Regions from separate parts of the Mus musculus genome. Here region 2 is linked to region 1. A link is a loop called in an ENCODE intact Hi-C map of the cell type or tissue named here. Cell type or tissue: gastrocnemius. All regions are shown on one strand. Links, peaks and the distances in the headings refer to the core of each region. The heading gives the core; the rest is flanking DNA.

Region 1 (5,380 bases), core at 122-5,121:
GGCCAGCTGCAACTCAGTTTGTTTGCGGAGGTTTGCATACTCCTATTGGGTTGCCTGATGGTGGTTTTTTTTTCCCAGTCAGTTCAGCAGTGTCCCGAAATTCACCCCCAGTGGAACTTGTGCCTCTGCTCCTCCTCTTCTTGGAACTGCCTTTTGTTTGTCTGGCAGAGCTGGGTCTATGGGGGTGTGTGATGATAATAATACGCCGGGCTTATATAACTGCATCTTGCAAGCACTTCGCAGTCAGTCCCTAATGAATCTTGGAACTGGTGTCAGGTCGGGCAGTTTTATCTGCAAGTTGGAAATCCGAGGCCCAGAGGCCAGGAGAGAGGGCGGCTGGGATCAGAGGCCAAGCCTCCCTCCCTGGCTCCTGGAGCCCCGCAGAGGTCAGGGCGATAAGGAACAATGACTCTCCCATTCAGGAGGAGGAAGGAAGTCCCTGCTGCCACCTAATCTCTGCTCCTCTGCTTCTCCCCTGCTCCCGAGCCTTTTCTCTAGAGAAGACTTTCAAGGCGACTTTTGTAAGTATGATGATCTACTTTTGCTGAAAAGAAAACAGGTTTTCCTTTCTGCCTCTTGTTCAGTTTATGGTTTTGTGATCCTACCCCTACATGAGATGCTTAGATGATGGAAAACGTGTCTCTAGCCAAACTTCACCACCCTCCCAGTTTGGGCTCTCCTAAAAATACTAGAAGAGAAAAAGATTTCAGACGATAATTCACTTGACAAAATAACACCCGGAAGAGGCTCTTAGATTGACCAGTGCATTCTAGTCTAGCCTAGCCTGGCTACATTACAAGCAGGCTGGCTCCAAGTCCTTACAGGAAGGAACCTGGTTACTCACTTGGTTCATTGGGCAATGCAGAGATTGTAACTGTCTTCATTTTCAGTTTCTCTGTTTCGGCTACTCACAATTTCAGGTAAATATAATTGCTTGACGTTTCTTTTTATACTATGAAATAAACTTTCACAGGAGGCTTGAAACTTCTGCTGGCTTCTGTAAACATAACAAACACAGTGACTTCAGTGGGCACATTAGCTTTCATTAATTTTTTTTCACTGTAGACCAAATGGTTCAATATTAAAGACGCATGGACAAAAGCAACTTAAGTGCTGGCAAAGCCCAGAGCCAAATTATTAAACTTGCTCTCCATAAAGAATGCATCATTCATAAAATATTCAGCTCGGGGATGTGGCATGTGGCTTTTAGATGTCACCTCTCTCCAGCCCTGTAGAGCAACAGAGTGAGGTGCATGCTCTGAACAGGTAGAACTACTGTTGCTAACGGAAGGCCGTGGGAATAAAGTTCTGTTGGAGGTAATTGTATAATTTGCATTGGTAAAGCCATGACTGTATCTCCTCATATCATGAGAAATGGAAAATTATTATTACTCAATACTGTTTTGTGAAAGAAAACTTAGAAATCTACAAGGATGCCTAAGGTTGAATGCTCTAAGCATTGTGATTAATCCACTAAGCTGTCATTTGCAGCACTAGACAGACTTGTGTCCTGTATAACAGAGTTGTGCGTATGTGAGTAGCTCTCTCTCTCTCTCTCTCTCACTCTCTCTGTGTGTGTGTGTGTGTGTGTGTGTGTGAGTAGCTCTCTCTCTCTCTCTCTCTCTCTCTCTCTCTCTCTCTCTCTCTTTTATGTGCAAAATGGACCAAATAGAAAGATTCCTTGTCAAGTTTTAAAGATTTCCTTTAAGTCAGATGTGGTGGAATGCCTGCAATTTCAGCATTCAGAAACCTGAGCCAGGAGGATCGTGAGTTCAGGACCAGCTGAAGATACATGGAAGAGCTTGTCACAGGAAAAAAAAAATGCAAAAACGAATAAGTCAATTATTTCAATTAAATTTAAAATTCTTATTTAAATTATATTTCTACTTCAAATTATCTGTGACTATCAAGAAATTGTAAGATACAATTGAAGCTGAGCCCTAGTTCTCTTACCTCTACATTGGGATGAAATCCATCAACATTCTATGTCAGGCAGGGTCTACAAAGACCAGCCCTGTCATGTCAACCTTAGCCTCAGTTACAGCAGAGGGGACACAGGCAGATAAGATTCAAGTCGGAGTTTGTGTCACTGTCACCTGAGGACCAGCAGTAAGATAAGGCAGCAGCAAGACCTCTAGGAAATGAGCCAAAACTCCACATCCCCAGGGGATGAGTGTTGGAAGGACGAAAGGAAGTGCACAGAAAAGTATCTAGTGCAGGAAGAAATACAGAAAAGTATCTAGCAAGGAAATCATATAAAAAAGTATTTAACAAGGAAGTAATATAAAAATAATTATCTAGCACGGGAAGTAATGTAATATAGAAAAGTATCTAGCATGTAGTTTGAACACTGCGCTATTTTAGTACATTTGGTGCTTTCCTATTTGTTCTTGCTTTCATCTTTTTTAAGATTTATCTTTATTTATATGTGTGCCTTTGGACCTCCTGGAGCTAGAATTACAAGTGATTATGAAATACCTGATGTGGATGCTGGGATTTGAACTTGGGTCCTCTGGAAGAGCGAGCAGTAAGTGCTCCTTCCAAAGTCCTGAGCCATTTCTTTAGCCCCTGCTTTCGTCTTTTACTTCACTTCTTCGATGGATAGATGGCACGCTGTGTTAAGCAGTAGCAATACTCAGGTGGGTAAAGTGTCTCGTCTTGGAAGAGTTGTTGTTCTGAGGAACAGATCAAAACAACAGATAATCCCATAATAGTTAGCTTTTTTTATATATCTGAAAAGGAATTGTGTTCAGGATTGAGAGAAGATGCCCAATTCAGACTGTTACTTCTGCCTGAGGAAGCCAGGACCTTTCACAAGGTGATGGTGATGGGCTGGGCTTCAAACAATAAGCAGCTGACGGGAAGAACTTTCCAGAAAGGAAGAGCACTGATGAACAATACAGAGAGGTAGACTAGTCTATGAACTAGTCATAGCCTGGTTATTGAATCCAAGAGAGATATGTCAGCACAATGTTAATTCTAGTGAGGCACACATCCACAGACGAGCTTCTGATCTGCAGTTTATAGCTCCACCAGAATATATTACTAAGAAACTTGCAGGTATTACTAGTTTATGTGCACAGGTATTTTGCCTGTATATGTCAGTAAAGGTACCAGATAACCCATAATTGGTGCTACAGACAGTTGTAAGCTGCCATGGAGGGGCTGGGAATTGAACTGGGGTCTTCTGGAAGAGCAGCCAGTGTTAACTGACTGAGCCATCTCCCCAGCCTCTGATAGTGTTAATTCCTCGGGCTGCTGTTCCTGCAGCAAACCCAGGTCAGTGGGGGGAAGCATCTGTGGCCCAGAACTCCTACTCCTCCATGTCCACTATTTTGGGGTCTGCTTTTCACTCAAAGAAGAGACAAAAGAATTTTTGTAGAGCTGGGAAATGGAAAGCAGATGTGACTCATAGTTTAGAAATATTCTTGCTTATTTGTATTCGCGGTACGGGAGATGAAGTCTAGGACCTTCTAAATGCTAGGCAAGGATTCCACCCCAGAACTACACCCCGAGTCCTAGAAAGATTTTGTCTGTGTCTCCTATTGACCATATGAAGTATGGGCTGTGCAAAGGCCAGTGAGCAGAACTCTGCAAACTAGGAGAACTGAGGAGAGACCATTGCGATCAAATGGGAGGTGTGAGGCCTGGGCTGTGAAGGTGGACAACAGACTAAGATTCCAGACATTTTTTGAAGGTATAAAATTCATAGCATGGGCCTGGATGAACAGAATGAAGGGACAGAACATTTCTAATGTAGTTTCAGATGTAGGCAACTGAGTAGCTAGCTAGAGGAGGACACAATGGAGCAAAAGAAGGTGCAAGCTGAGAATAGAGTTCATTGACATTAGCAGTTAGTAAGGAATTGTACCATTGAATAAAGATAGAGGGGTCTCTCTCTCTCTCTCTCTCTCTCTCTCTCTCTCTCTCTCTCTCTCTCTCTCTCTCTGTGTGTGTGTGTGTGTGTGTGTTTTAAGATGTGTAAGTGTGTGTGAGCACATGCATGTATTTATGTGCATGTAAGTGAGGTATGTGTAAATAAGCTTTTAAGTATGTGTCTAAGTGTGGGGGTGTGTAAATGTGTGTAAGCATGTATGTGTGTGTGTGTGTGTGTGTGTGTGTGTGTGTGTGTGTGTGTGTGTGTACCAGAGGACATCCTGGGTTGTTTGTCTTCCTCAGGCACTGACTGCATCCACCTTGTTTTATTTTGTTTTGTTTTGGAGACAAGGTCTCTCACTGGGACCTGGGACTCACCAGTTAGGCTAAGCTGGCTAGCCAATCAGCTCCTGGGATCCTCCCAGCACTGGTATTACAGGCTCATGCCATTGCCATGCTTGCTTTTTATTCTGAGCCTGGAGAGTGATCCCAGGTGCTCACACCCAAATGGCAATGCTTTGTTGACTGAGCTATCTCCCCTGCTTCATCTTAAAAACAGCTTTTTAAGCGTATAAAATTAGCAGACTTTCCTCTCTATGCAATGTTGAGTAGGAAGGTAAAGACTACTCCCTCTTCTGTGTTAATGTTCCCAAGAAAGGTCTGTATCCTGGCTCACTGGATTTGTTGCTTAACTCTTGGTCCCTGCTGTCTGTCTACTGGACTATGTTCTCATTGACTTCACAAGAGATAGGCCATGTCTAGGTGCCCTTAGTTTAGCCTTAAAGGAAAAAAAATGTTTGCTTTCACCTTGCCATGAGCACTGAGCAGAGTGGAGCACTTTCTGGAGCATCATATATTCAAGATTTGGTGCTATTTGCCCATCCAAAAGAAGGCTTCTCCCTAGGCGGCTTGCGCTTCACTTTGGAGGAGGCACCCCAAGACCAAAGCTTGTATTTCATTACCTGGCCCAGAAGAGGACTGCAACCATTTCTCCTGAATTCCACCAGCCAGGTCGAGCCACTCCTCAGCAAAGTGTGGGAGTACAGAGGAGGGGCTGGTGACATTTATAATTGACTTCTTTAAGGACTTATTATTTAAGTACATGCATATGAGGAGAGGCAGATGCCGCCAGAGTTCTTGGAATCGCTTGGGATAGTTAACAGGTGGTTATGAGCTGCTTAGGTGGGAGAGGAGAACCGAACTCAGGGCTTCTGTAAGAGCACTGAGGACTTACTCACTAGGCACTCCATCCAGCTGCGGCCGTTGGAAGGCAATTTAACATTTTAGGCAAACAGAAAGGCCTGCTGAACACACAGGAAGCTGAGACTTTTTCCAATCTTGGGGTCTGATTACTTGATAACCTTGGGTTTCTCAAACACTTTGACCCTTCCTATGCTCAGCACTTAATCTTCTATGACAAAGCATCTCGGATTTCCTGGATTTCTGAGCTCTTGCCCCACATGAGCATGGCAGAGTACATGCCATTGATTATGAAAGAGACTTA
Region 2 (5,380 bases), core at 169-5,168, 82 kb after region 1:
TCGGCTCACCTCAAACTCAGTACTTGGAACTTTTGATCATCCTCCCCTCCCTGCAGAGTGCTGGGATTATAGGCATATGTCGCTATGTCTGGCTGTCCTCAGGATCATATTTCTGTGCATGCTATTCTCTCCTGCCTTGTTCCAAAGTGCCTCACAGACACATAGAACCCCGTAAGATGTAGACCAGTGAGTCCCCTGACACGCAGAAACAAATGGAAACACCCACCTAGTGTTCTGGCAAAGTTTGGCTCACAAAGTACGTGCTATGGATTCATATAGAAAGGCTGTGAGGAAGGACTAAACTTTGTAATTGTAGAAGCAAAAGTGGAAAAAAGCCATTGCAAAGTTCACTGCATCCCCAGCAAGAGAAGCAGCTTGTAGGTAGCATAGTATCCTCCAGTACTTACTTCAGATGTATTGTGTTGGGTTGGCTAAAACTAGAGAGCATTCATTGAAGAGTTTTGTCTGTTTGTTCCTACAGCACAGGGTGACTCCTAACCCCTCACCTCTAAATGCTGGCATTACAGGCATATGCCACCATATCTAGTCACCAATGAGTCTAACCCTGTATTTTTCCCAGCAATAAATTTATAACTACAAGACAGAGGTGTTCTTGGGGATAGAGCTATCACCAAGGCTTAGGAGGGCAGGGCTCAGCTTGGAATATTACCCCAGTTGCAGAGGTGGTCTGTGATAAAGCCATGACACTAAACCAGTGGGGGGAAATAATTGGTTGCTGCTTTCCTAATTATGAACATACTATTTGGAATATTTAACTGTAGACTTAAGAATAACAGGGGAAATTGAAATAATGTGACATGTGAATCTCCATCTAGAGCAAAACGCAAAGCAGTGATAAGTCTTAGGAAAAACAACTCTAAAAAGACAAATTACTAAGAGGCTTATTTTGGGAGACACCCAGAATACACAGGTTTAAATGAAATGAATCGATCCAGTATTATATTTACTCTTGTATGACATGACTTTCCTCTTTCAGAACTTAGGCATATTTTTGGACTGGTTGTAGCCTAAATGTTTCTAACTTTACTCATGGAAAATGTGAGTTCATGAAAGCCAAAAGTCCAAGAAGGGAAAAACACAGCGCCGCACCTATTGCGTTCTGTCCTGAGGAATGAAGTGAGAAAGGCCATGGCTTGTCTGTCACAAAAACTCAAGCGTTCTGCCTGAAGTCTGCTAAAAATTATGACGGGATAGATGTTAGTATAAAACTGAGCCCCAAACCATAAGGTTAAAGAGAAAAATCATGCATGGTGGGGAGGCTGCGCTGAGTGGAAGGGAAAGAAACCAAAGCAAAGCTGAAGGGTCACGGCCACTTCTCTCTCTGCCCACGATCTGCCTGAGGAATGCACACCAGTTTCCTGACATACAGTTTTTTTACCTGTCCAAAATTACACTGCAGGTCTGCTATGCTTGCTGAAATTACCTTGATCCTTTCAATTATGTTGTTAAAAAATGCAGTTATAAACAGTATAGGAAATCACATGAGCTGAATTTTTGACAAATCTGTTCTATTTCATGCTTTAAGTGGAAGAAATCTGCAATGAAAATTTTAATTAATTGTGGGCTGGTATCTCACTGTGTTTCACAGGCTGGTCTTTGACCCCCATTCTCAAGCTATCCTCTCAGGTCAGCCTCCACTACAGACAAATGGTGCCATACTTGGCTTTGTTGTATATTTTCTTCCTGTGATAAATTAATTTACATAAAATTACCTATGTTTTCATTCTGTGCCTTTTTACAGATTTATTTTACTTGTATGAGCTTGTTTACTCTCTAGTAAAGGAATTAATTGAGAGTTTTCTAAGGTAAGACAAGCTAATACTCTCATTTGTATGGATGATGATGTTATAGATTTTTATTAGGCACAGAAAAGTGAAATGTTATATATATCTATTGGACCAAGGCATACTGCGGGTACACCAGACCCTGGGATATAAAGAGGCAAGAGTCCATTCTTCAAGATGCTTCCACTCCATTTGAGTAGCCCAAATTCATAAGTACAGATGCATCACAAAGTAACACAGTTCTCAATTATGTCATAGTCACTACAATAAAAGTGCCTCAGGCATTAAAATGTCATGACAACATCATTCACTATACTAAATAAGGTTCAATTTTTCTAAGCACCACATCTTTTACAGTTACTATGATGTAACAAAGGATTTTCTTCAGACAGTGAATGCATTTTTTTCTAATGCAGTAGATTAACCTAAGCAGAAGTTGTATGACACCTCCCCCCCTCCCCTGACACACACACACTAACAGTTATAATCCAGTCTTTCTTACTTCTTCTTTCCAGCTTCAGCCACTACCTTACACAGCTGTGAAGGCCAGTGGTAATGCCTAAAGGAACAAAATGGTTCTGAAAGCCATGTCCACGTTGGGTAACTCTAACAACACCGTTACTGGAAGGAGGAAGAAAATTCAGTACTTATACCCAAGCCATTGGCATGGTAGTATGGACCTGGGAATCAAGTTCACTTTAGAGAGAGACATAGGTGAATAATACGCATGGAGCAGATTGACTGGAAGCCCATAAAATCAAGTGTAGAGCACTGCCAAGACATTTTATATCCAGAGAAGCCAGGGGATGGTTAGAGATGGCTGGAGGCTCCAAAATGATGAGACTAAGTTGTGCTGCCATCCTGGGCCTGGGCACTCTTGCAGTGAATGTGGTCGGCAACAGCACATCTGGAATCCTGAATACATTTTTCACACTCCATGAACACAAAGACTTGGAGGCAGTTCTGAAGGCAATGGCAAGAACTGTTAACAGACATGAAGGCGTCATTTATAAGGGAAGGATTAAGGCAAGGGGCACTCACTGTAGTAATGGCTAGAAATGGTACAAAGTGACCTAAAAAGTCCAGCCACGAAGGAAAGGCAGGCATGACTGGGCATGGCTGCCCTGAAGGCGGGAGCACCGAAAGGAGCGGGGAAGGTTTGAAAATCAGCTAAGGAAAATGGAAACCACAGGAGAGATACTTGGTTTCTACAAAGTAAGTCATAGAGCAAGGTGTCCTTCAACCAGAAAATGGTAAAGTACTTAAAATATGGGATTGTGTGAGAAGCCCCAGTATATGTCAAGCACTGTTTTAGGTCCTTTACCTCTTGATCAGGCTCTTCGGCCCACACAACACCCTACCATTATGCTTCTCCCGCTCAGGTTCTTCAGAGCGGTGTAGGAAGGAGGAGATGGGAGCAAGCCTTTAGGTGCCTGCAAAGCCTGCTCTCAGCTACAAAGTCCAATTGCTATGCTATGCTCTTTTACAAAACCTCTCTGAAAGCAAATGGGTAAAAAAGTAGGGTGAGGCCCTTAGGGATAAGGAGGAAGACAGAGCAGGGCAGGGTTAAGCACAAGCTCCCAGCACAGCCTCTTTCTGAACTCAGAACGAGCAGGAACAAGGGTCTGGGCTGCTTCTCAGATTGAATTCTACTGTGCTTTGTTAGAAAGGGGAAACCATTTTGTAATTCTAGCCTGGAGAGGAAGCCAGAAGTGTCACACAGGCAGACACCTGACATTTTGTTCTACACTCATCAACCTGATTGGGAGCTGGGCAGGATCATCAAACTACAGACACTGGGTAGGTGGGGCACTTGGTCCTTCACTTGCTTACACGGTCCACAAGAAAACATTCCTCCAACAAAGAAACCAGCATACTGTGCATCTTTTAGTTTCTATTCCTTCCTTCCTTCCTTCCTTCCTTCCTTCCTTCCTTCCTTCCTTCCTTCCTTCCTTCCTGATTTATCTATCTATCTATGTTATGTGCATTAGTGTTTTGCCTGCGTGTATTTCTTTGTGAAAGTGTGAGATCCCTTAGAACGTGAGTTACAGACAGTTGTGGGTGTGGGTATTGGGAATTGAACCCAGGTCTTCTGGAAGCATAGTCAGTGCTCTTAACTACAGCGCCATCTCTCCAGCCCCAAAGTGGTATGTTTCTCAGACTCAAGTCAAGATTCTTTCCTTTTTGTTTTGTTTTTTGTTTTGTTTTGTTTTTTTCTTTTTTGTTTTTTTTTTTTGTGTTTTTTTTTTTTGTTTTGTTTTGTTTTTTTTTTTTTTGAGACAGGGTTTCTCTGTGTAGCCCTGGCTGTCTTGGAACTCACTCTGTAGACCAGGCTGGCCTCGAACCCAGAAATCCACCTGCCTCTGCCTCCCGAGTGCTGGGATTAAAGGCGTGCGCCACCACCGCCCGGCTGAGATTGTTTTCAAAGAAAATAACGCTTAAGGAATAACATAAACTTAAGACACCTTAAGGAACTATATTCTATAGAAGCATGTTAGAACAAATCAGCTTTTAAATTTTGAACTAAAGTACAAACATATTTTTTATTAAGTCCAGAACGTATAAACTCTCTGGAATATACTTGGTACATGAGGCTCAGTGTAGGAAACATTGGTGGAGCCCTGTACTGAACAGGGATGGTGGGCAGGCCACAGGGTGAGGCAAAAGTAGACACAGAGGTTCATTGCTCTAGTCTTAGCACTTAGGAGACAGAGTCAGGAAAAATGACAATTCAAGGCCAGTCTGGGTCACATAGCCAGACATTGCCTCATAGATAGTTAGATAGATAGATAGATAGATAGATAGATAGATAGATAGATAGATAGATGCATACATACGTACATACATGGATACATACATGGATACATAGATAGATGACCAAAATAAATAAATAAAGTAGAAAGAGTCTATCAAAAGGGACAAAGCTTCCTCATGAACCAGACTATGATTCCAAGAGGAAAGGGAAGGCGCATTAGAGCTACAGGGTACAGAATTCAGGGTTCAAGACAAGTCTTTGAGGGAAACAGAGTTTGCCCTGGCCTTGATTCAAGACCAGATTGGGATAAAGAAGACAGTAGAAGTGGAGTGCCTCTCTGGGGTGCTCTACTCGGTGAGGGAGGACCTGGAAGCTTAGGAAAGCTTGCTCTGTGGATATGTGAAAAGCAAGGTGAACTTCTCTGTGGAGATTTTGTGACTCATTGCTCAAATAAAAAGCAACACAATGTAATTTTGTCACCAAGAACGGCTTTCAGTGCCCCAGTCCTCACATGGCTATCACATGCCTGATCTCTTAGTCTGACTTTCTCCGTTTCCCAGTTGACTGAACAAAGGAATATATTCTGCTTTTATTCCAGGCTGGCCCTACGAAGTAGATCCCCAAGAGCACTCTGATCATGACAATCCATGTATTTCAGTTCTACATACATTTACTGGAAATCAGAGTGTGCAGATGTCACACTGACCAAGCCTGAGAAACTGTGTACAGGCGAAGCTCGGGGGACACCGTCATCTGATGAATTTCCATTTCTCTGTCACCTTTCAAGACCTAATTTCCTATCTCTGCATATGTTTATGAT

What was found. Peaks named below come from ENCODE experiments on the same cell type or tissue, not always from the same donor. Only the 100,000 strongest peaks of a DNase experiment are listed, where the experiment ranks them.
Region 2: it touches region 1 in a loop (4-fold over the local background); 3 of 42 quality-filtered maps call a loop at or near these places.

The regions. Positions count from the first base shown.
Region 1 is chr1:12,718,263-12,723,642 of GRCm38, forward strand. All of the region lies in intron 1 of Sulf1 (sulfatase 1), which reads left to right. Among named protein-coding and RNA genes, the nearest start is that of Sulf1, 29 kb to the left of the region's middle. In gastrocnemius, for the core only: no CTCF peak of the experiment used is centred there; a DNase peak (open chromatin) is centred at 2,139; H3K4me3 peaks cover 3,272 bases; H3K27ac peaks cover 3,607 bases.
Region 2 is chr1:12,799,756-12,805,135 of GRCm38, forward strand. The region is part of intron 5 of Sulf1 (sulfatase 1); the gene reads left to right. Among named protein-coding and RNA genes, the nearest start is that of Sulf1, 110 kb to the left of the region's middle. In gastrocnemius, for the core only: no CTCF peak of the experiment used is centred there; no DNase peak of the experiment used is centred there.